Linked DNA regions of Homo sapiens: region 2 is linked to region 1. Evidence: read pairs that join two places in POLR2A ChIA-PET (ENCODE). Cell type or tissue: IMR-90. All regions are shown on one strand. Each heading gives the region's core, and the rest is flanking DNA. Links, peaks and the distances in the headings are about the cores only. Region 1 has its middle 550 kb from the start of XPNPEP1. Region 2 has its middle 550 kb from the start of LINC02661.

Region 1 (12,412 bases), core at 1,355-9,354:
TTTTTCTGGATGGGGGTTTGTGCCTAAGGATTTTTTTTTTTTTGCTTTTGTTTTTGTTTGCAGGGAACATATGACTGGAAATAATCTTTAGATAACTCACTGGGCTTTGCTTTTGTCTGGACTTCATCCACAACATAAGGTGTTAGATCAATGCCTCCAAGAGCCACAAGATTTTTGAAACTCTTGAAAATGTACACAGGTGGGAACTGCCACTTCTGGAAACAATGTTAGCTCTGCTTTCCTCCTGGATGACATTTTTTACTTCTCAGCATTCCTTCAAGGGGCTCTTTAGGTGTCACTGTCACCTGGCTCCGAAGGTGAGAGACCACATCCTTCTGAATCCTTTCATGTCTATCGCCCACTGAAAGGTTAAAAAGAAACATATTGTGGCTGAGCAGTTGCCAAAATGACCTAGAAATTTGTGTCACTCTGATGCTGTATGGAATGGACTCCTTCAAGAGGAGAGGGGACTGCCCACAATGCCTCCACCCCATCCTAATGCAGCTGTGATTATAACAGCCTTGCCTTCTTCCACAGAAAAATGCAACTTTGGAGGTCTGTGTCACTTTAGTGCTCTCAATGCAATGTGTAGCACTGAGATACATTTCTAAGGCTTCTTCCTGACAGACTGAAAGTCCATCAAGCCCTATGGAAAGGTCACTGGAGAGGCCTGAAAATGAACTCATTTCCCTGTCTCCAAAGGACGTGTGTGGAACATTTTGGCAGTGGGGCCTTCACAAGGTCAAAACCCACAGCAAACTCTACCTTCCACACATAAGATACTAGAGAACTCTCCTCCTTTAGAGTTCTTTTGCATTATGCAACTCTGCATTGTACAGTGATTGATTCTCAGCTGGTAACTAAGCATTTGGATGATGGAATGGGCTTTATTTTCAAGTCAGCCTGCTTCTGATTTAGAGTTTAAGATGTGATACAATTAGCATCAGTTTAAAAAATGATCTGTACAATGAGAGTGAGGACCACTTTCCATCATGACCAAGGAGATGTCCTTGGTGCTGTTGACAGTACCCTGGGCTTCATCCTGTTTCCTTTCCGACTGAAATCTTGATGGCACTTTTATTCGGCCCCACCTGTTCTCCTGCTTAATGACACATTTGGAAGAAAAATATGCATATATATCTCTTGTAACAATAACCACTTACTGACTGCCTACGATGCGGGGCCTCTGTGGGTTACTATTATTCAGCTTGCAAACTGGGGCAAAAAGCCAGCCACACTGTACTTGCCAGGCTGTCTGCTTGGAGCAAGTCTGTGTTGTCTAATTCACGAGGACTTACATGGGCTCACAGCAGGGCTGTTCCAATGCAAGCCCATCAAGGAAGTTTATAAACACCATTATGTTTAACCTGCACAAAAGATGAGCAACAGAGATATTACTATTCCTCACTTTACAGAGGGAGAAATTGACTCGGAGGAGTAAAATCACTGGCTCAAGTTTTCATGGTACAGAGAAGTGGAGTGGGTATGGAAGGGAGGAAGACTGGAATGTATCCAATAGTGTTGAATTGGAATTAGGTATATTAATATGAACTCATGGTTTTTAATAAGTAGATATAGAAACAAATGTAGGCTAACAGCAATGACATGCTACTAGCAATAAATATATATAGCATCCAGATGATTGTCTCTAAATATTATTTTCCACTCTAGAAACCAGGTTTCCTTTGGGTAAATGTCTATTTTGGGGCTGGGGCAAAGAAGGTACAAGACAAGCCTGAAACATATTATTTTGCCAGAAAGTAAAAAAGTGCTCAAGGAATGATGGAGAAATTCCCAAAGGACACTGAATCTAGCTAGATGGGTCCACTGGCCAAATTAACAATAAAATGGATTATTATCCGTTGAACAAAATAAAAACCCATGAGACCACAATGATAAAAATAAACAAATAAATAAGGATATAATATAAAGAGTTTCATTACTGGAACAAAACAATAATTGGTCCAATGTTACATAGTCAGGTTTTTTTTTGTGTGTGTGTGTGTGTGTTTTTTTGTTGTTGTTGTTGTTTTTTTTTGAGACGGAGTCTCGCTCTGTCACCCAGGCTGGAGTGGTGCAGTGGCGCGATCTCAGCTCACTGCAAGCTCCACCTCCCAGGTTCATGCCATTCTCCTGCCTCAGCCTCCTGAGTAGCTGGGACTACAGGTGCCCGCCACCACGCCTGGCTAATTTTTTTTTTTTGTATTTTTAGTAGAGACGGGGTTTCACCCTGTTAGCCAGGATGGTCTTGATCTCCTGACCTCGTGATCTGCCTGCCGTGGCCTCTGAAAGTACTGGGATTACAGGCATGAGCCACCACGCCCGGCCTACCTAGTGAGGTTCCAAACTACCATCTCTGTTCTTGCAGAACTTATGTTTATTCTTGAGTCATGGGACCTCTTTACTGCAACAGAATGGTGACTTCCTAGGGAAAGTGTGACGTCTTCACTTAGTGGGACTGGATTCAAGATGGGCTTTCCCATGACTATCCCCTCTAGTCATCGATACTTTGCATATAATTTTTTGAGGTTATTTCCAAAGCATCAGCCAGTGTGCACAGATCCTTTAGGAAAAGAAACTTGGTATTCAGTTGACTCTTCTGTGCCTTTGCTTTTAGAGTTGACACAGGGCTTCTGTTCTTATTAGAAATATGATTGGGAGGAAGGGTGGGGCGGGGGAGGAGGAGAAGGAGGAGGAAGAGGAGGAGGAGAAGGCGAAGGCTCCAAAGAAACAAAAAGAAACAAACCCAAGCTGAAATAAAGTCATTCGAGGTAGGTGTTGGCTAAGACTAAAGCAAAGTTTCAAGAAACAGCTGAACTTTAGGCCCTGGGAAGATTCAAGAAGCCAATCTTCTGCAAAATTGCTCTGTGATGTGATGTTTTTGCCACCTTCCTTTTTTTGGCTTCTTGGAGTCTGTCTGGCGCTCTGCTCTGATTTACTCTGAGCTGCTTCTTCTGGAACTCTGCCCTTACTAGGAATGTTGTGCATATGAGGCAGTAGGGCACTTTCAGAAGTTTAACTGTACTATCTGAAATTTCCTTTTGTGTTTCTTGGTTGAAATTCCCAATGCAAAGAATCTCATTAACTTTATTCCTTTTTTTTTTTTTTGCCAAGCAGCACCCAGTCAATGGATGGACCACTCTTATTTAGGTGTCTCCTTATCATCCAATAAGCTGACACTAGTCTGAGGGGGTGGGTGGGATAAATGAATCACATATTAAACTACACACTGGATTGCTGGTGGGGAGTTCCCTAGTGGAGATGAGTGGGTCTCAATAGACCCAAAAAGCATCTAGGGTTGGTCTAACCACGTTCCCATTATGGTATTAAGTTTGATAAGAGAGAAAAAAAAATCTTTCAGCAAGGAGGAAGAGACCAGAGTGGCTGCTATGGTTTTGCATCCTTTGGTGTCCCTTGACTGCTGCTCATTTAAGAATTTTAGGACCACTGTTGTGTGTGGTCGGGGGACCTAGACTGAAGGGGCCCCCACACTTATGGGCAGCTCTGAAACTACTTAGGCCCTATTTCCACTCTCTGATTGAGACCTCTTCCCTCATCTATTTCCTTTGGTTGAAGCCTCCTTGGACATCCCTCCTCCCTGCACTGGCCCTGTTTGGGTTGCAGTCAAGCTCAGATGCTCTTCTTGACCAGGAAGTCCCTTAAGATGTTAATTTTGTAAGCATCCTTAAGTCCTACCTGATCATACCTAGTCTTGACATTTTTATTCCTATTTTTGACTTTTAGTAATGGCTAACATTTACTGAGGACTTATTACATGTCAGACATTATGCTAAGCTCTCTTTTTGCATTAACTCATTTAATACCCATGAGGCATTCTCCCTATTTTACAGATGATGAAATAAAGTTTAAGAAAATTAAGTAACTTGCCAAAGCTAGCACAACCATTAAGTGGCCAAGATAGAATGCAAACCTTTTATGTCTGAATATATGAGCCTATAAATTTCTACCTTGCAGTGTACTTGTCAGCAGGAAAGAGCCTAGCACTCTCTGTGCATAGTGTGTTTCCATTTTTCTAGCTGTGACACACATTTAAGCTTGGTCTCCCCACCTAGGCTACCCCAGGGTATCCATCTATTGAGTTTCAGACTTGAGCCTAGTTGGAAGCACAAAGGCGGTTCTTGGATACTGTTCTCTGCCCAGACTTCCATTGTAGTTTAGTTCTCAGGCACATGAAACGCAAGCTGTAATTTTTTATTTTCTTCCACTCAGCTCCAGATTGGCTTTCAAGAAGAAGTTTAGTGTTTTTCTTCTGAACTCTAGGCCCCTAAATTTAAACTGACAATAATGGGCAACATCATATGCGTAACACAAATTCCTAAGAAATTGGCCCTGTTAGAAGAGGCAAATGCAATTATATGGCTCACTGGTCTTGTCTGGCAATCAATTTGCTTGAGGAAAATTGATAAGAATGAAACATGTAATTGATTTGGCTGATATCTCTACATATATTCCACTCCTCTGCCCCCACCACCCTAGCCAAAGCTAGGGGTGAGAAAATGTGGCATCTTTTACTTGCCAATTACCAAGCCTGCCTCTTAAAGGTTTTTTAATGGAAAAAAACCCTCAAAAACAAATTTTTATAATCTTGCCTGATTGAATCAAATGAAGTCCCTTATTCATTTGTATGTCTCTCCCTGCATGTCAGGTCACTTTGTCACATTGATGCCAAGGTAGATGACACAAAGAAAATAAAGATGGCTGAGTCACATTCTAAATGCCTGAAGCCTCTCTGTCGCTAGACCTATGTAGCATGACCTGGGTTAGAGGAGGGAGCATGAGGCTCATCTGTATCTCCCACCTGGGGAACACACACATCTGTGCGTGTATGCATGCTCACAGAACTGTGTGCATACATGCACAGATGTGTGTGTTCCTAAAAATTCCTAATATGTCCTTCTTTAATCTGAGTATAAAAAGGAGATGGCTCTGGCAGAAAGAGATCAACACTCTCAGCTTTCTCCAACATATCACCTTCAAGGTGCCTCCTACAGTGAAAAAAACATTTGGAACAAAAGGTGCTGGTGTCGAACCTGGCTTTGCTAATTAATTTTTTACTTCACCTTCTTTTCATTTTAACCTCAGTTTCTTTGTTTGTAGAATAAATGGGATAATACCAACTCTACCTGTCAACACTAACTCAAAAGAATCCATGTCAAATGTATGGGGACATTTTTGGACCAATGAGCTCATGGCACTCTCATGCATGTGTTGAAATGGTCACTCAACAGAAAGCTCAGATATTATAGCACAAGTTCCCTGCACTCCATTAAACTCGCAGTGGTAGACTGATGTAATAATGCAAACTCTCACTGAGTAACAACACGGGCATTGGATTCAGACAAACTTGATTCCTAGCACTATTGCCATATGGCTTTGAACAAATAATTTTACCACTATAAACCTCAGTTTCTTCACCTATAAAAGGTTGGTGGTAGAATAGTTATATCCACCTTACAACGCTGTGATGAGAATTAAAAAAGACATAGCACATAACACTGTACTTGGCACATGGTATACACCCCAAACCATGGTTACTATAAGACCTTTACTACTATCATTAGTAATAATTACAAACTGAAATTGTTACCAAAAAAAAACTATGTCTAGGATACCCAGGTAACACTAATCTTTCAGCTGCACCTCATGCTCCTTTCTCCTATGTTAGTTTCTTCCTTGTTTCTGGAATTAAATGCAGTCATCAAAGTCCAGACAAGATTTCCCCAGGAGAAGCTTCCCCTTCAGTGAGTTAGGGTGAGCACAGGGGATTGTGACTGTGTTAGACAGGAGCCTGGATGAGCAAGGGCAAATCGGATCGTACGGCTCAGAAAGTCTGTCTTTCCAGAGATGCAGCCTGGCTGAGCTCTTCCAACACAGGGCCTCAGGGCCTTTTTTTTTTTTTTTTCTCTTCGAACAACAGCTTATCAGAACTGATAAAATTAAAGAACACCTCTAAAATCTGCCAGTTTCACTTAAGAAAGTAACAGGTGGTACCTGAACTGACTAATGATGTCAAGGCCTTTCATCTGTGGTAAGCTAATTTCCTCTGAATATGGAAGGCTAGTCTTAAAATAAGATGAATGTCCTTCCCTACCTGGTTCATCCTAAGCATGGTGCCACAGTTAATGAAAGCAGCCAGACATTTCCAGTGCTAACCTGTCAAATAAAGATTCCCATCTTGAGAGGTATGGGCAGCTTCAGAGCTTGTGGATCTCTGTTTGCACCCATATCCTTCCAACCTCTTCAGACTAAATGTCTGGTTAAGAATGAACAGGGAAGGGCCAGGTTTGTGTACCCACAGCTGAAAAACCTGGGGAGAGGCAAAATGTTGCTTTTTTTCTAATGATTGTTTATTTGAGAAACCTGGAATAATACCTGGGATTGTAAAGCCTTATGCACCATCTCTGATGAAATAGCAAGTTTCCCTGACAAACACAATTTTGGAAATCACTTAAAGAAACGGTCTTCTAAACCACTGGAAGTTATTAGTTACCTGGTATAGTCAATATCTTGCTTAGATTTTTCTTTGAATCAAAATAAGAAAATTTCCTTCATAAACATATTATTACTTTTGGGACTAGTACGTAACTAGAATCTCAGTCCAATAAGTGATAATAATAATACTGGGGGATAATAATAATACTGGTGGATAATAATAATACTGGTAACAATAAATAATTAAGTAAGATTGTATGTATCCACATTCATTGTTTTGTTAGCTGCCCACAGAGGGACCTCTGAGTTGGTGTAGTGTTTCTAACAGTGCGGTCGACAGATGTACTGCAATAGATTCTGCTGGTTTTGGTTGTGCAAGAATGTTTAAAATGCACATTACGGACCTCTCTCAGAATCTACTGAGATACAATGTCTGTGGATTTGGATTGGGAACCCTCATTGTCTTCTGGCTTTATGGATGATTCTTACATATTACTTGTAATTATGGAGTATTTGTGATTATGTTTTTCTTGTGAAGAGAGCTCACTGAGTACAGCTCCTGGCTTTTCTCCATCCTTTGCTGACTCCAGCCCAAGAGATGTGGAATAGTACGCTGATTGGTAAATTTGCAAATAATTATCTGGGCATGCTTGCGTTAACTCCATTCCCCTTGTCCTGGAGACGTAACTGCCTTCAGAAAGAAGATCAGTATGTGGAGGCAACTACCCCCAAACCCCCATTCACTCTGGTTGGAGAAACAACTATATTTTAAAATGTGCTCTTTTATTTTCTTTTTTCTTTTTCAGTAATAAAGTAAAAACTGGCATGTTTCTCTTTTTACTGTAGGATGGTAAATTCTCTTTCTTCTGTCAACTCTCCCTTTTTCCTCCAACTCTCTACAAAATTTTGCTGTCTTTTCAAGGTTAATTACATTTGACCCTTGAACAATGTGGGTGTTAGGGATGCCAACCTCCTGCACAGTAAAATATCCACATATAACTTTGACTGTCCCAAAACTTAACCATTAAGAACCTACTGTTGACTGGAAGCCATACCAATAACATACACAGCCAATAAGGACATATTTTGTATGTTGTATGTGTTGCATACTGTATTCTCACAATAAAGTAAGTTAGAGAAAAGAAAATTTTATTAGGAAAACAATAAGGAAGAGAAAATGTATTTACTATTTATTAAGTGGAAGTGAATCATCATTAAAGTCTTTAACCTCATTGTCTTCAATTTGAGAGGGCTGAAGAGGAGAAGAAGAGGGGTTGGTCTTGTTGTCTCAGAAGCAGAGTCTATGCATGGACAAATGCCAGATTTTTCAGGCAACATAAGCTGTGAGTGTAGTTTTTAAAACCATTTGTAATGGTATGGAGTAATTTTGTCATGGCAATTCAGCATCATGAAGATTTGGGCCCTTTGTTATGAATCATTTTTGGAGTCCTAGCTCTGTCACATATTAGTAGTGTTGTATGGAACATACTGCACATTCCATAGGCCTGTGTAATGAATGGCTAGTGTGTGTGATTTCTACTATTGATAGGATGCCATTCTATGGACTCATCAATGAATATTAACGGCTAAATGGAACATGAATTCCTGTTTCTGTCCACTTACCTGCAGTGTGACCTTTAGCAAGTTGTCTACCTTCTCTAAACCTCTTTGTCTTATATGCAAAAATGACTGCCCTACATTTCTACAGAGTGTGTGGGCGCAAGAAAAAAGTCATTATTATGGATACGTTTGAAAATTTTAAAACTCTTTGGAAATATGGGGCATAATAGTAATTTAAAAAGACATTATATAAGTGCTTAGTTCTAGCAGACACAAATATATGTGTTAAGTATGGAGAATGCTTACTTTTGCTATTATACCTTAGCTTCAAACAAATATTCATTCCTTCATTTCAATTAAGGAGGTGGACATGTGCTTTGCCTTCTAGGTGACTCACTAAAACTCTAATGTCAGCCATGCAATTCTTTCCTTTGTGTCTTCCCTTTGGCCAATCATTGTTTTCTTTTTTAAAAAAGTTCAGCTGCAAACACCTGTTACTTGCAACCAGATTGAAAAAATTTCATTCTGCAATAAATAAGTAGTTGTGTTTTTAAAAAAACCTTTAGGTTCATGGGTACACATGCAGGTTTGTTCTACAGGTAAAATCATGTCAGGGATGGGCAGTGTACAGATTATTTCATCACTGAGGTACTAAGTCTACTATCCAATAGTTATTTTTTCTGATCCTCTCCCTCCTCCCAGCCTCCACCCTCAAGTAGGCCCCAGTGTCTGTTGCTCCCCTCTTTGTGTCCATGTGTTCTCATCATTTAGCTCCTACTTATAAGTGAGAACATGCAGTATTTTGTTTTCTGATTCTGCGTTAGTTTTCTAAAGATAATGGCTTCCAGCTCCATCTGTGTTCCCACAAAGCACATGATCTCGTTCTTTTTTTTTTCTTTATTATACTTTAAGTTCTAGGGTACATGTGCACAACGTGCAGGTTTGTTACATATGTATACATGTACCATGTTGGTGTGCTGCACCCGTTAACTCGTCGTTTACATTAGGTATATCTCCTGATGCTTTCCCTCCCCTCTTCCCTCACCCCACAACAGGCCCCAGTGTGTGATGTTCCCCACCTTGTGTCCAGGTGTTCTCATTGTTCAATTCCCAACTAAGAGTGAGAACATGTGGTGTTTGGTTTTCCATCCTCACAATAGTTTGCTGAGAATGATGGTTTCCAGCTTCATCCATGTCCCTACAAAGGACATGAACTCATCCTCTTTTATGGCTGCATAGAATTCCATGGTGTATATGTGCCACATTTTCTTAATCCAGTCTATCATTGATGGACATTTGGGTTGGTTCCAAGTCTTTGCTATTGTGAATAGCGCCACAATAAACATACGTGTGCATGTGTCTTTATAGCAGCATGATTTATAATCTTTTGGGTATATACCCAGTAATAGGATGGCTGGGTCAAATGGTATTTCTAGTTCTAGATCCTTGAGGAATCGCCACACTGTCTTCCACAATGGTTGAGTTAGTTTACAGTCCCACCAACAGTGTAAAAGCATTCCTATTTCTCCACATCCTCTCCAGCTCCTGTTGTTTCCTGACTTTTTAATGATTGCCATTCTAACTGGTGTGAGATGGTATCTCATTGTGGTTTTGATTTGCATTTCTCTGATGGCCAGTGATGGTGAGCATTTTTTTCATGTGCCTGTTGGCTGCATAAATGTCTTCTTTTGAGAAGTGTCTGTTCACATCCTTTGCCCACTTTTTGATGGGGCTGTTTGATTTTTTTCTTGTAAATTTGTTTAAGTTCTTTGTAGATTCTGGATATTAGCCCTTTGTCAGATGGGTAGACTGTAAAAATTTTCTCCCATTCTGTACATTGCCTGTTCACTCTGATGGTAGTTTCTTTTGCTGTGCAGAAGCTCTTTAGTTTAATTAGATCCCATTTGTCAATTTTGGCTTTTGTTGCCATTGCTTTTGGTGTTTTAGTCATGAAGTCCTTGCCCATGCCTATGTCCTGAATGGTATTGCCTAGGTTTTCTTCTAGGTTTTTATGGTTTTAGGTCTAACATTTAAGTCTTTAATCCATCTTGAATTAATTTTTGTCTAAGGTGTAAGGAAGGGATCCAGTTTCAGCTTTCTACATACAGCTAGCCAGTTTTCCCAGCACCGTTTATTAAATAGGGAATCCTTTTCCCATTTATTGTTTTTGTCAGGTTTGTCAAAGATCAGATGGTTGTAGATGTGTGGCACTATTTCTGGGGGCTCTGTTCTGTTCCATTGGTCTACATCTCTGTTTTGGTACCAGTACCATGCTGTTTTGGTTATTGTAGCCTTGTAGTATAGCTTGAAGTCAGGCAGCGTGATGCCTCCAGCTTTGTTCTTTTGGCTTAGGATTGACTTGGCAATGCGGGCTCTTTTTTCATTCCATACGAACTTTAAAGTAGTTTTTTCCAATTCTGTGAAGAAAGTCATTGGTAGCTTGATGGGGATGGCATTGAATCTGTAAATTACCTTGGGCAGCATGGCCATTTTCACGATATTGATTCTTCCTATCCATGAACATGGAATGTTCTTGCATTTGTTTGTATCCTCTTTTATTTCGTTGAGCAGTGGTTTGTAGTTCCCCTTGAAGAGGTCCTTCACATCCCTTGTGAGTTGGATTCCTACATATTTTATTCTCTTTGAAGCAATTGTGAATGGGAGTTCACTCATGATTTTGCTCTCTGTTTTGGTGTATAGGAATGCTTGTGATTTTTGCACATTGATTTTGTATCCTGAGACCTTGCTGAAGTTGCTTATCAGCTTAAGGAGATTTTGGGCTGAGATGATGGGGTTTTCTAAATATACAATCATGTCATCTGCAAACAGGGACAATTTGACTTCCTCTTTTCCTAACTGATACCCTTTATTTTTTTCTCTTGCCTGATTGCCCTGGCCAGAACTTCCAACACTATGTTGAATAGGAGTGGTCAGAGAGGACATCTCTGTCTTGTGGCGGTTTTCAAAGGGAATGCTTCCAGTTTTTGCCCATTCAGTATGATATTGGCTGTGGTTTTGTCATAAATAGCTCTTATTATTTTGAGATACATCCCATCAATACCATCAATACCTAGTTTATTGAGAGTTTTTAGCATGAAGGGCTGAAGATTTTTGCCAAAGGTCTTTTCTGCATCTATTGAGATAACTTTGTGGTTTTTGTCTTTGGTTGTGTTTGTATGATGGATAACGTTTATTGATTTGTGTATGTTGAACCAGCCTTGCAGCACAGGGATGAAGCCAACTTGATCGTGGTGGATAAGCTTTTTGATGTGCTGCTGGATTCAGTTTGCCAGCATTTTTTTTTTTATTAAGGATTTTTGCATCACTGTTCATCAGGGATATTGGTGTAAAATTCTCTTCTTTTGTTGTGTCTCTGCCAGGCTTTGGTATCAGGATGATACTGGCCTCATAAAATGAATTAGGGAGGATTCCCTCTTTTTCTATTGATTGGAATAGTTTCAGAAGGAATAGTACCAGCTCCTTTTTGTACCTCTGGTAGAATTCGTCTGTGAAACCATCTGTTTCACTTTTTTTGGTTGGTAGGCTATTAATTATTGCCTCAATTTCAGAATCTGTTATTGGTCTATTCATGGATTCACCTTCTTCCTGGTTTAGTCTTGGGAGGGTGTATGTGTCCAGGAATTTATCCATTTCTTCTAGATTTTCTAGTTTATTTGCGTAGAGGTGTTTATAGTATTCTCTGATGGTAGTTTGTATTTCTGTGGGATTGGTGGTGATATCCCCTTTATCATTTTTTATTATGTCTATTTGATTCTTCTCCCTTTTCTTCTTTGTTAGTCTTGCTAGTGGTCTATCAGTTTTGCTGATCTTTTCAAAAAAAAAAAAAAACAGCTCCTGGATTCATTGATTTTTTGAAGGGTTTTTTGTGTCTCTATCTCCTTCAGTTCTGCTCTGATCTTAGTTGTTTCTTGCCTTCTGCTAGCTTTTGAATGTGTTTGCTCTTGCTTCTCTAGTTCTTTTAATTGTGATGTTAGGGTGTCAATTTTAGCTCTTTCCTGCTTTCTCTTGTGGGCATTAGTGCTATAAATTTCCCTCCACACACTGCTTTAAATGTGTCCCAGAGATTCTGGTATTTTGTTTCTTTGTTCTCATTGGTTTCAAAGAACATATTTATTTCTGTCTTCATTTCTTTATGTACCCAGTAGTCATTCAGGAGCAGGTTGTTCAGTTTCCACATAGTTGAGTGGTTCTGAGTGAGTTTCTTAATCCTGAGTTCTAGTTTGTTTGCACTGTGGCCTGAGAGACAGTTATAATTTCTGTCCTTTTACATTTGCTGAGGAGTGCTTTACTTCCAACTATGTGGTCAATTTTGGAATAAGTGTGATGTGGTGCTGAGAAGAATGTGTATTCTGTTGATTTGGGGTGGAGAGTTCTGTAG
Region 2 (12,412 bases), core at 2,268-10,267, 120 kb after region 1:
ATAGCTCCTTGTGTGGAGTTGAGTGATTCATTTGCTTGCTGGGCTGCACTGAACTCATATTTAAGAAGAAGTTTAGATAGTATATTACATCATCTAATTTAAAACAAACACACAAACAGTGGACACCCTGGGGTGGGAGACTGGGGTGACCAGAAGGGGACCCAGAACAGCCTCTGTGGTTCTGGCATTGTTCTGTTTCTTGATCTGTGTGCCAGTTACAGGGGTCGTCTAATCATCTATACATTTTTATTAGTTCACTTTTCTAAATGTATTTTATTCTTCTGGAATATTTTACAATAAAAACATGGAAATCAAACCAATTGAAGTTCTAGTTACTTCAAATCATTATTTAGAAAAAAGGCCAAGGAGAAACATAGTGAAAAACTAGATGAAAAATGATTTAAAACCTCCCTAACAGACATCATCTCATTTACAGGTTGCAGTTTTCAAAGGAGATCGGCGGTGAATAGTCATGTAAGAAGAAAAGGAAATACAAATAGTAATAGCACAACAGTTCAGGATGGACTGCCTTGGAGAGCACGTCTTTATGATAGAATTGATCATCTATCACAGGTTTCCACTGAATGTGACCTTGCAACTACACAGTCTGATTTACTGTAATAACTGTATTCTGAGGCATTACATATTTAATCAATTTCATGGAGGAGGCAGTAAGTTAAAAATGATGTTGAAACTCAGCACCCATGTTGTTGTGCTGGGATGCTATAGTCCCACAACACAATGTTACAGAATGTTAATGCACTGAGGACCCAAAAAGACCAGGAGCATACAAATAGGATCACAATCAGTCCTGCTAACACACAGATCACTTTTTGATAAATGCGTCGCTTTTTTTGACATTAAAGGCAACTTTCAATTTTGATGGAAATCTGTGTTTAAAATAAAAGAGATATAATAGTTGAGGGTTGGAAGGAAAAGCTTATACCTGGAACATTGAGGCGACACTGGGGCTTGTGCTCAGGAAGCTGCTGTGGAGGACTAGAATACCATGGTGGCTGGAGTTCCAGCCTTTGAACTGACACCAGCACATCCTAGAAGCTTTGAGAGAGTCCTTTGGCAAGCTTGGCAGCAGAGAGTATCCTCTCTTGAAGTCAGTACCCAAATGGCTAGAAATTGGTATTGTGAAACTGGAATCTTACAAAATGAGGATTTATGGGAGAATAGATTGGTATAGCCTTTTTGGAGAGTTATACAGTGATCCCTAGTATAACTGAGAGTGCTTATTCTCCATGATGGTACAACTTCACCCCAAGGGATTTACCCTGTAAAAATCCACTCACTATGTAGACATGGAAAGAATGTCCGTAATAGCATTGTGTGTAATAGTAAAAATTTGGAAAAAATACCCACTTCCATCCATGTGTAAAGAATAAATAATTATGCTATTTTCACACAATAAAATACAATTTAGCCATGAAAACAATTGAACTACAAGGATGTATATCAACCTAAACTAACTTCATAATATACTTGATTATAAATGCAATTTTCAGAATAATATAATATTTTATAAGGTTTACTGTAAGAGTTAAAGAGGAAAGAAACACAAAAGGCAGCTCAATAGTCAAAGACAGGTTTATATTGGAGAATAAACTTGAGAGGGGCTTCTGGCCGATTTCGGTCAGCAGTGCTCTCTCTTACAGACTAAGAATATTATTGATTTTTTTAGGGTGAGAGAGCTTATCACAAGCTTGGAATGTTTCTGTGTAGGGAAGTTTATGGCAGGGTTGGAATGTCTCTGGTTGGAGGGCAGGTTATCTTGGGACTGACATCTCTCCAGCCAGAAGAGGGGTTATCTTGGGGCTGGCATGTCTCTGGTTGGGGAGTGGTTTGGAATGTTTCTGGTCAGAGATGTTATTTGTGGTTTATGGCTGATGCTTTTTGGATTTAGGCAGTTTTTGATCAAGGTGAACTTTAAAATGATGGTGCTTGTCCAAGATGGCGGTGCTCCTGCTCTGTCATTTACCAGCATGCAAAAATAACATTTGAAAATACTTAGGGACCGTATATAACTAGTAAAGGTATAAAGAGATTCATATGAATGATAAACACCATGTTCAATATACTGGTCATCTCTGAGAAGGAGTGATGGGAATGTGAACTGGGAGGAGCTCACAGGTATTCAATTTGTGTCTTTGCAGCAGTTTCAGTTATTCCTTGTGTTAATCATCCTGTTTAGATGGCTGAAATAAATCATAAAACAACTTTAAAAGGTTAATCTGAAAATAAAATTGTTAATTTTACATAGATCTGTTAATCTATATATCAATCTATTTTTCACACAATAAATGTTTACTGAGCTCCTGCTTCATGTGCATGATCTTCTAGGAGCTGTGAGAGAAACAAGAGAAGTAAAAGGTATAGTCTGTGTCCTCCAAGGGCTAATGGTTGCGTTGGGAAGACAAGACATAGGGAAATTTAGGAAATATTATGATAAAAGAGAAATCTGAAAGGAAGACAGCTTGAAACAATGGTTCAGAAGAATCCTGCTTCCCAGGAATATGGTAAAAGATAAAGAATATCACAGATATGAGAAAAAAATAACAATAATGGAACATAAATCCACTCACTCACTGGAGTCCTGGATCTTCTTTCTAGGATACTGTAAAATCTACTAACTTGACAAGTGCTGCCACTCAGGCCTGGGTCCTTTCAAACACTTCTTACAATTGCTAAAGTTCTGCGCAAAGGGTGATTTTTCTTCTACATTGTGTATGCTTTGTCGGTGTAAGTGTCACAGCTCTCTGTGTGGTGGTGTCACAATGTCAGGGCAATATCCATTTGTCATTATAATGCTTTTTGTCCATAGAGCTCTTTCTGACTCTGTTTTATGCCTAAAATATATAAGAACATATTGAGTTTGACCAGAACAGCTTCAGTCCCCTCACAGGAGAACCAAGGGATGCATTGGAGGAGGGCTCAGTTGTTTTGCCGACAACCATTTGTGTGGGACTGGGTAATGGATATTATGTGAAAAGCTAGATCACTTGGAAGTGTCCTTACCAGCTGACATGGTTTGGCTGTGTTACCACACAAATCTCATCTTGAATTGTAGTTCCTATAATCCCCATGTGTCATGGAAAGATCTTGGTGTGAGGTAACTGAATCATGAGGTTGGGTCTTTCTCATGCTGTTCTCATGATAGTGAATAAGTCTCATGAGATCTGATGGTTTTATAAAGGGCACTCCCCCTACACATGCTCTCTCGCCTTTCACCATGTAAGACATGCCTTCGCTTCTCCTTTGCCTACTGCCATGATTGTGAGGCCTCCCCAGCCATGTGGAACTGTGAATCCATTAAACCTCTTTCCTTATAAATCGCCCAGTCTCAGGTATGTCTTTATTAGCAACATAGGAACAGACTAATACAGTAAATTTGTACCAGTAGAGTGGGGTGCTGCTGTAAAGATAACCAAAAATGTGGAAGCGACTTTGGATCTGGAAAACAGGCAGAAGTTGGAATAGTTTGGAGGGCTCAGAAGAGGACAGGAAGATATAGGAAAGTTTGGAACTTCCTAGAGACCTGTTGAATGACTTTGACCAAAATGCTGTTAGTGATATGGACAATGAAGTCCAGGTTGAAGTGGTCTCAGATAGAGATGAGGATCTTGTTGGGAACTGGAATAAGGGTAACTCTTGCTGTGTTTTAGAAAAGAGACTGGAGGCATTTTGCCCCTGCCCTCGAGATCAGTGGAACTTTGAACTTCAGAGAGACAATTTAGGGTATCTGGTGAAAGGAATTTCTAAGCAGCAAAGTGTTCAAGAGGTGACTTGGGTGCTGTTAAAAGCATTCCATTTTACATATGCCCAAAGATATGGTTTGGAATTGGAGCTTATGTTTAAAAGAGAAGCAGAGCATAAAAATTCAGAAAATTTGTAGCCTGGTGATGCCATAGAAAAGAAAAATTCATTTTGTCAGGAGAAATTCAAACCAGCTTCAGAAATTTGCATAAGTGACAAGGAGCCAAGTGTTAATCACCAAGACAATAGGTAAAATGTCTCCAGCGCATGTCTTCACAGCAGCCCCTCCCATCACAGGCCTGGAGTGTTAGGAGGAAAAAATGGCTTCGTGGGCTGGGCCCAGGGCCTTGCTGCTCTTTGCAGTCTTGGGACTTGGTCCCCTGTGTCCCAGTGATGGCTAAAAGGGGCCAACATAGAGCACAGGCCATTGCTTCAGAGGGCACAAGCCCCAAGCCTTGGCAGCTTCCATGTGGTATTGGGCCTGCAGGTGTGCAGAAGTCAAGAACTGAGGTTTGGAAACCTGTGCCTAGATTTCAGAGGATGTTTGGAAATGTCTGGATGCCCAGGCAGATGTTTGATGCAGGGCGAGGGCCCACATGGAGAACCTCTGTTAGGGCAGTGCAGAAGGAAATGTGGGGTCAGAGTCCCCACACAGAGTACCCACTGTGGCACTGCCTAGTGGAGCTGTGAGAAGAGGGCCACCATCCTACAGACCCCAGAATGGTGGATCCACTGACAACTTGCACCATACACCTGGAAAAGCCTCAGGCACTCAATGCCAGCCTGTGAAAGCAGCTAGGAGGGGTGCTGTACCCTGTAAAGCCACAGGGGCGGAGTTGCCCAAGGCCATGGGAGCCCACCTCCTGCATCAGTGTGACCTCGATGTGAGACATGGAGTCAAAGGAGATCAATTTGTAACTTTAAGTTTTAATGATTGTCCTATGGGATTTCAGACTTGAATGGTGCCTATAGCCCTTTTGTTTTGGCCAGTTTCTCCCATTTGGAATGGGTATATTTACCCAATGCCTGTACCTCCATTGTATCTAGGAAATAACTAACTTGCTTTTGATTTTACGGGCTCATAGGTGAACAGGACTTGCCTTGTCTCAGATGAGACTTTGGACTGTGGACGTTTGGGTTAATGCTGGAATGAGTTAAGACTTTGGGGGACTGCTGGGAAGGCATAATTGTGTTTTGAAATGAGAGGACATGATATTTGGGAGGGGCCCAGGCAGAATGATACAGTTTTGCTGTTTCCCTACCCAAATGTCACCTTGAATTGTAGCTCCCATAACCCCCACATTTCATGGGAGGGACCCAGTGGGAGGTAATTGAATCATAGGTGTGGGTTTTTCCTCATTCTCTTCTCTTGATACTGAATAATTCTCATGAGATCTGATAGTTTTATAAAGGGTAGTTCCCCTGCACGTGCTCTTTTGCCTGCCGCCATGTAAGACATGCCTTTGCTTTTCCTTTGCCTTCTACCATGATTGCGAGGCTTCCTCAGTCATGTGGAACTGTGAATCCATTAAACCTCTCTCCTTTATAAACTGCCAAGTCTCAGGTATGTCTCCATTAGCAGCATGAGAAGAGACTAATACACCAGCTCTAATATTTCTTGCTTCAGCTTTCAAAAGTAAGAGAACGCTTAGTCCATGGATGCTTCTGAACCCCCTTTTAACTTGTATTTCCTTAGTTATTGCATTGGATGGTCCATAAAGGTATTCATTGTTGGCTTATTTTCATTGGTTCTAAAATTATCTCTTGAGATTTGAAGTTGACCTCAAATTTCTGATATTTCATAAATTAGTGAGCCAAACTAAATTCACCTCATCCAGACTTTCCATACTTTTATAGCCTTTACAGTTAGTTTCTCATTGAACCTTCATTTTTTGAGATATGACATTAACATTTGGAAGCTATTAATTTTTTTCTGTATTTTCCATATGCTGTTTCATTATAAAATTTTATAACATCATCATAAAGTAAACAGGGTAGGTTCTACTGATTATTGCGTGTGTGTGTGTGTCTGTGTGTGTGTGTTTATGGGGAGAATTAGATTATTTGGTATGTCACCTCAGTTTTATCCTGTGATGAGATGATGTCAGAGTGTTTGGGGGAGAATGCCAGAATCAGAATGTATAAATTCTTAGTCACAAATTAGGAAGTCTTACATTGTAGTTATTTACTATATTTTTAATCCATGTAAAAATCTGTCTGCCAAGGTTTCATAAAATATTTAAGCTATAATGACATCTTGGAGACCACCATGTTTGAGGTTTCCCAAAGTCTTGTGATTCTTACTTCTGAGGTGCCATTATTAATTGCTTCTACTCAGAAACAAAGGATTCATGGACAATTGTTTCTGGGACAAGCTGGGTGAATTAAAGTTAGATAGGATTTTGTTGTGCAGGACATCTCAGAGTCTCCAGAATGTTAATGCGATGCCCAGGCTCTGAGAAGGGATCAGGTGCACAGCATTTTCTGAACATTGTTGTTCACAGAATCATTTAAAATGCTTTTGTTCTTCCTCTGTTTCTTATGCGATACAAGTCTAACCCAAAGTTGTTATTTCACTTGAGCAAAAACAAAGGCACGGAGATGTTAGAGAGATTTCCCAAAGTCATAAAACTGGTCAGCACTGAAATTGAGATTGAGCAGGGGAGGAGGAAGGGGAGGGCTCACTGAATAACACTTTTCCAAAAAGGCGTGGACAGCATGCAGCTGATGTTTACATTCTATCATGCTCATGACAGAAATGTACTTGCTTGGTTACTAAACAGGAAGAAATGTACCATATTTATTATGTGAGTCATTCTACCAAAGATGTCCCTCTTCATTAAATGCGTTACAGAAAACCAGAAATAATTTATAGCAACAATATTCCTCCTGCATTGAACACTTACTATGACATGCAGGAAAACAACAAGAAAAGGCTACTTAACGTTACCAACATCATTCTCCACACACGTATAAGTGTTTAGTAATATACACATATATGTTAATTTATATTTTATAGTCTACCAGCTTACTGAAGGTGTTACGTTTGACCCTTTCAATTTTTAAGATGAGGAAACTGAAGCCCAGATGGATTAAGTAATAAGTTCACACAATTTGTTCCTGAAAGAGCTGAAAAAAGAATCTGGGTCTCCACATTCTCAAAGCATGGTGCTCCCAATCCTATACAAGTGCTTGTTACAATCACAAATGATCAGAGATGGCCATGTCATGCTACATTTTATCCTCATTTCAACTTTCATTTGCTTTGGCAGATTAAAGTATGATTCTGAAATAAAATGACTTGTCATTCTCAAATGAGTAGGTTTCCTGTACACTTAAGCTAGAAAATGAGGACTGTTCCTTACTCATGTGAGTAGCAATGGGAACTAATTATTTGTTTTGTGCAGGATTCATTAGCTATAAATCCCCTTGATTGGAGATATTTCATGTTCACTCATTCTCAAGGGGAAGGATAGCCCTTCTTTCTCATACATAAATGCCATTTGTGCTGCAAGGCAAAAATAAGAGCCATAAGAGAAAGAAACGTGAAGGTTGTCTACCTCAGAACAGAAGGGCAACAGTTCCTTATAATGCAGTTTGTTATTCTTTTTGACTGAAAGCAGGAGATTGGCCTTCCCCAGGTCTAGACCATTTGCCTCTAGGCATGCTTGGTGTCATCACAACTGCTTCCACAGCACATTATCACTCTCATTGAAAGCGGGCCCTATATTCTTTCATTGCTTCCCTTTAGGGCTGAGCACTGGTGGTGATGCCTGGATTGCTCCTGGATTCCAAGAAACTCCCACCCAGCCATAAAAATGTTTGCCATCTGCACATCTGACCTAAGTTCTTCCTGTGAGGACCTCCTGAGGGCCCAGCATTACTGCCTTATCCCAGTCTGGACAGTTTTTCTTATAGGTGTCTGACTGCCTGTCTGGTTCTAAGAACAAGCCATTCTCCCAGCAGACAGTCATCAAAGGTCTGGTTCAGATGCCTCAGATTATGGGCCTAGTTTGCCCTGAGTGTCCTGTATTGACTGGGCAGTGCTTCCTTTTCTGAGGTACTGATCCCCAGGCTTTGGCATCTCCTGTCTAGATTACCAGGACAAGCCTGTGCCTTTCTCCCTAGGTTGTCTAGGTTCTCTAGAGTGAGTTCCCTTTTTATCTGCTATGTGTAATCTCTGTTTTGCCATAAACACTTGTATTATCTACCAGACACCTGCTCACTCCTTTAACTCTGTCTTCTCACACTTGGCCAGCCCTGTCCTATTATACTTAAAATCTTGAAACAGCATTTTATCTGGAAGCCTCGAGGATTGCAGTTGATTAGAGTCATATTCCAGAACATAAATACTAGCGTGTCAATTGTGATGCTGTCCCTGGAGGTGCTGGTTCTTGGTACTTCTGATATTTCCAAGTGTTGATTTCATCAATGTGCACTATGGAGAGGGGATACCTTCTTCCCGCCTGAAAAAGTGGGAGCAATATTTTATATGTTTTGTGACAAGACCAGTGTCAAAGGTAGCAAAGACATTGTAAATATCTAGGGCACCTGATAACTCAGGTCCAAACTGTTACAGCAGCTATGCTATTGTATGTTTCTCCATCTCCGTAGATGAGTCTGAGTAGGCACCTTTACTGGAATCCAAATCCATTTGAATTTCCCACTGCTTCTCTAAGAAGTTTTGTCTTTAGCTAATAAAGCACGATGTGGTTTCCTGTACCTCAAGCATCTGTATCACCTTGAGGTACTCCTCATGTCTCTTTCTAAGTAAGATGAACACCAAGGGATTCTGATAGAGAAGCTAGCTGGCGAGCTTTGGGAGGAGTGGGGCCATATTTATTCAAGCTTTAAAAGATAGAACAAGGCATTAAGCTCTCATCAGAACAGTTCTTTTCCCTAAACTTCCCTATTGATCCATAGTTTTGTCAGAGCCATATGAACCAGAGCAACTCCATCTTAAATAGGAACTGGGTAAAATGAGGCTAAAACCTACTGGGCTGCATTCCCAGACAGTTAAGGCATTCTAAATTACAGCATGAGATAGGAGGTCAGCACAAAATACAAGTCATAAAGACCTTGCTGATAAAACAGGTTGCAGTAAAGGAGCTGGCCAAAACCTGCCAAAACCAAAACGGCGATGAGAGTGACTTCTGGTTGTCCTCACTGCTACACTCCCATCAACACCATGACAGTTTATAAATGCCATGGCAACATCAGGAAGTTACCCTAGATGGTCTAAACAGGGGAGGCATGAATAATCCACCCCTTGTTTCACATATCATCAAGAATTAACCATAAAAATGGGCAACCAGCAGCCCTCAGGACTGCTCTGTCTATGGAACGGCCATTCTTTTATTTCTTTGCTTTCTTAATAAACTTGCTTTCACTTTGCCCTGTGGACTTGCCCTGAATTCTTTCTTGTGTGAGATCCAAGAACCCTCTCTTGGGGTCTTGATCTGGACCCCTGCCCTGTAACAGTCTGATGGCTTGCTGTTGATAAGCCAAGATCACCCTCAAAAACTTGGAGATGGGTTATGGCAGACACCTTTAGGTATCCCAAACAAAATTGTGGTGTTGCTGTCTTTGCCTTTCGCATTGAAGAAAGTCAGAAGGAATGGGAAACTTAGGGTAGAAAATATGTCCTGGAAGGAATATTACTTCTATTTAAAAATAATGTTTATTGCCAGCATATGATCATTCAGGTAATAGATACTACACACATAATATTTGTAAACTACCAAATAAGTGAACTCAGATAAAAATAAAAATCACCAAACTTCTGCCAGACAAGAATAAATACATTCTCTTATACCTATTTCTGGTTCTTTCCATATGCATATATAAAAATACATAATAATAGGTAATGACATTAAATAATATATGAATTTTCTAGTTAGCTGACTCGATTTTTAACAAAAAAAGGAATTTATACTGATTTCATAATTTTATGTAGATATTTTCACTACATGATATATTGGACAATTTCTTATGTGCTTTAAATATTCTTATAAATAATTTTAACAGTTGCTTAGAAGTCCATTGAAAGAATGTACCATTGTTTACATAATCAATTTTTCAACATTTAGGACTTGTGCTTAAACATATAAGTATTGTTTTAATATCCATCTTAATGGAATAAACTTCAAATGTATCTCTGACAATGTCCTCAAATTCCTAGAAGAGAGATTTCTAGGTCAAGTAATATATATGTTTCGAAGACAAGTGACACATATCAACAAATTATTTTCAAGAAAGACTGTACCCACTTATAGCGCTATCAGAAATGTATTAGAGAACTCACATGCTATATTATCATTAAAACAATTTCAAAAAATAAATTTTGATAACAAAATATACAAATAAATTTTAGTTTTTAAATGTGTACAACATTTTCTTTATGGGCTTGGCATTTGTTCAATTGCGATTTGTATGTACATTTGATACATCTGTTATAGTGCTCCATTTTTCTTATTGATATGTAGGAACTATTTATGTTTTGAGGCTCATATAACATTTTTCTTGTGTCTTTAAATTTCTTTTTCTAGTTTTTTACTTTCAATTTTACTTAAAGATGACATTTTTCTGTAGGTAATTTAAAAGTGGGAGAGAGAACTGAAACTCTAACTATTTGCACATGAAAATTCAATGCTCACATGCTGATATAAAACATAATATTACAAAGTGGGTTTTCAAAGAAGAGAACATTTGGCATTTGATTCTTTATCTTTGCCATGTTTCTGGACAAGCTGGCACACCTAATTCACAACCTGTGTTCTCTCTGACCAACATTTAAAGAGACTGATGTTCTTGCATGCAAACAATACATCTACAGAGAAACTGCCCATAAAGTCTCTTCTGAGATGTTTAGTGGTATAGACTTTGGCAGAAAGAGAAAATTCCTATTATATTGTTTCAAAATTCTTTGAGAAATCAGCAGTTGAGGTTTGATAGATGGGCATTTTCCATGTCATTATACCCAACATTTCTGCAGTTTATTTCTGAAAACTCTAATACATTTTCTCAGAAGAAATACAGAAAGTGCATTTTCAGGTGATAAGATCTTTCTGCTTCCTGTATCTACAGCAGACAGCAGACAGATTAGAAAAATGTCTAAAAGGGGTATCAGGTATAGAGACAAACACAAAAGAAAAATAAACATCCATCATATTAAACAAAAAGATGTTTTGACTCTTAGTCCACAGCTATCTTTAAATGTTTTAAAAGTTCTTTTCTGTTTTCCCAGTGTAGTAGATCACTTTTATTTTTATGTATTCAAAACACAAGAGTACTGTCAGTAGGAGTTTGCCAATCTGGAAGATAAGCAGAAATTTACGTCCTGCTGTGAGTTTAAACTAGAATCCAGTTTTGGCTGGGCACAGTGGTTCATGCCTATAATCCCAACACTTTGGGAGGCCAAGGTGGGTGGATCACCTGAGGTCAGGAGTTCAAGACTAGCCTGGCCAACATGGAAAAACCCCATCTCTATTAAAAATACAAAAATTAGCTGGGCGTGGTGGCACATGCCTGTAATCCCAGCTACTCAGGAGGCTGAGGCATGAGAATTGCTCAAACCCGGGAGGTGGAGATTGCAATGAGCCGAGATCATGCCACAGCACTCCAGCCTGGGTGATAGAGGGAGATGCCATCAAAAAAAAAAAAAAAAAAAGATGGAATCCAGTTTCATGTAAAATATTCCCCCAATATCCTACAATAATATTTAAAATAAAAGAATCTTAGAAATATAGGGGGTCTACCTGCCCAAATCTCATGTCAAATTGTAATCTCCAATCTTCCAGGTCGGGCCTGGTGGGAGGTGATTGGATCATGGGGATGGATCCTTCATGAATGGTTTAGCACCACCCTCTCAGTGCTGTTCTTGTGATACTGAGTGAGTGAGTTATCACGAGACTTGTTGTTTAAAAGTGTGTAGCACCTCCCACCTCTCTTTCTTGCTCCTGCTCCAGACATCTGTAGATGCCTGCTTCGGCTTTGCCTTCTGGCGTGAGTAAACCTTCCTGAGGCCTCCCAAGAAGCAGACGCTGCCATGCTTCCTGCACAGCCTGGGAAACTATGAGCCAATTCAACCTCTTTTCTTATGTATTACCCAGTCTCAGGTATTTCTTTATAGCAATGTGAGAAATGACTAATATAGGGAATCTTACAGGTTTTCTAATTAAGTAGTAGCTACATAAAGAAGAGTGAGACTGTGGGTGTGTGCTCTTGTCCATTGTGAATGTGAAGTGTTTCTTATCTTCTTTTCCTGATGGGGCTGAGAAAGAGTGCATTTGCCAGATAAATGGGCACATACTATGCACCTAAAAATATTGTTAATTTGCTTTAGCAAGGAAATCACATTTTACATGGCAGTTGCGATTGGGCTGCTACTGGATTGCATTTGTGTGAGTCCACTGTCCTCCTCTAGGTTCTGGCTGATTTTTCCAGTGATCAGAATGGTAAATTCAATGGTGATGTGATAGAAACCACCACCTCTTCATAATTTAGATCTGTAGGGGTGGCACTGATCTCTGGTATTTTCCCTAATAGGGCAATTTCTGAGGCTTTCACTCAGCTTTCTCCACGATGATAGCTCTTACCCCATAGGCCAAGGCATTAGTGTAGGGGTTCTGCCAACTAGCAAGTATGTAAA

What was found. Peaks named below come from ENCODE experiments on the same cell type or tissue, not always from the same donor. Only the 100,000 strongest peaks of a DNase experiment are listed, where the experiment ranks them.
Region 2: POLR2A ChIA-PET joins it to region 1 with 5 read pairs; 2 of 35 experiments call an interaction of 5 or more read pairs at or near these places.

Annotation. Positions count from the first base shown.
Region 1 is chr10:109,369,898-109,382,309 of GRCh38, reverse strand. No RefSeq gene overlaps it. Among named protein-coding and RNA genes, the nearest start is that of XPNPEP1, 550 kb to the left of the region's middle. In IMR-90, for the core only: no CTCF peak of the experiment used is centred there; a DNase peak (open chromatin) is centred at 7,879.
Region 2 is chr10:109,253,585-109,265,996 of GRCh38, reverse strand. No RefSeq gene overlaps it. Among named protein-coding and RNA genes, the nearest start is that of LINC02661, 550 kb to the right of the region's middle. In IMR-90, for the core only: no CTCF peak of the experiment used is centred there; a DNase peak (open chromatin) is centred at 6,516.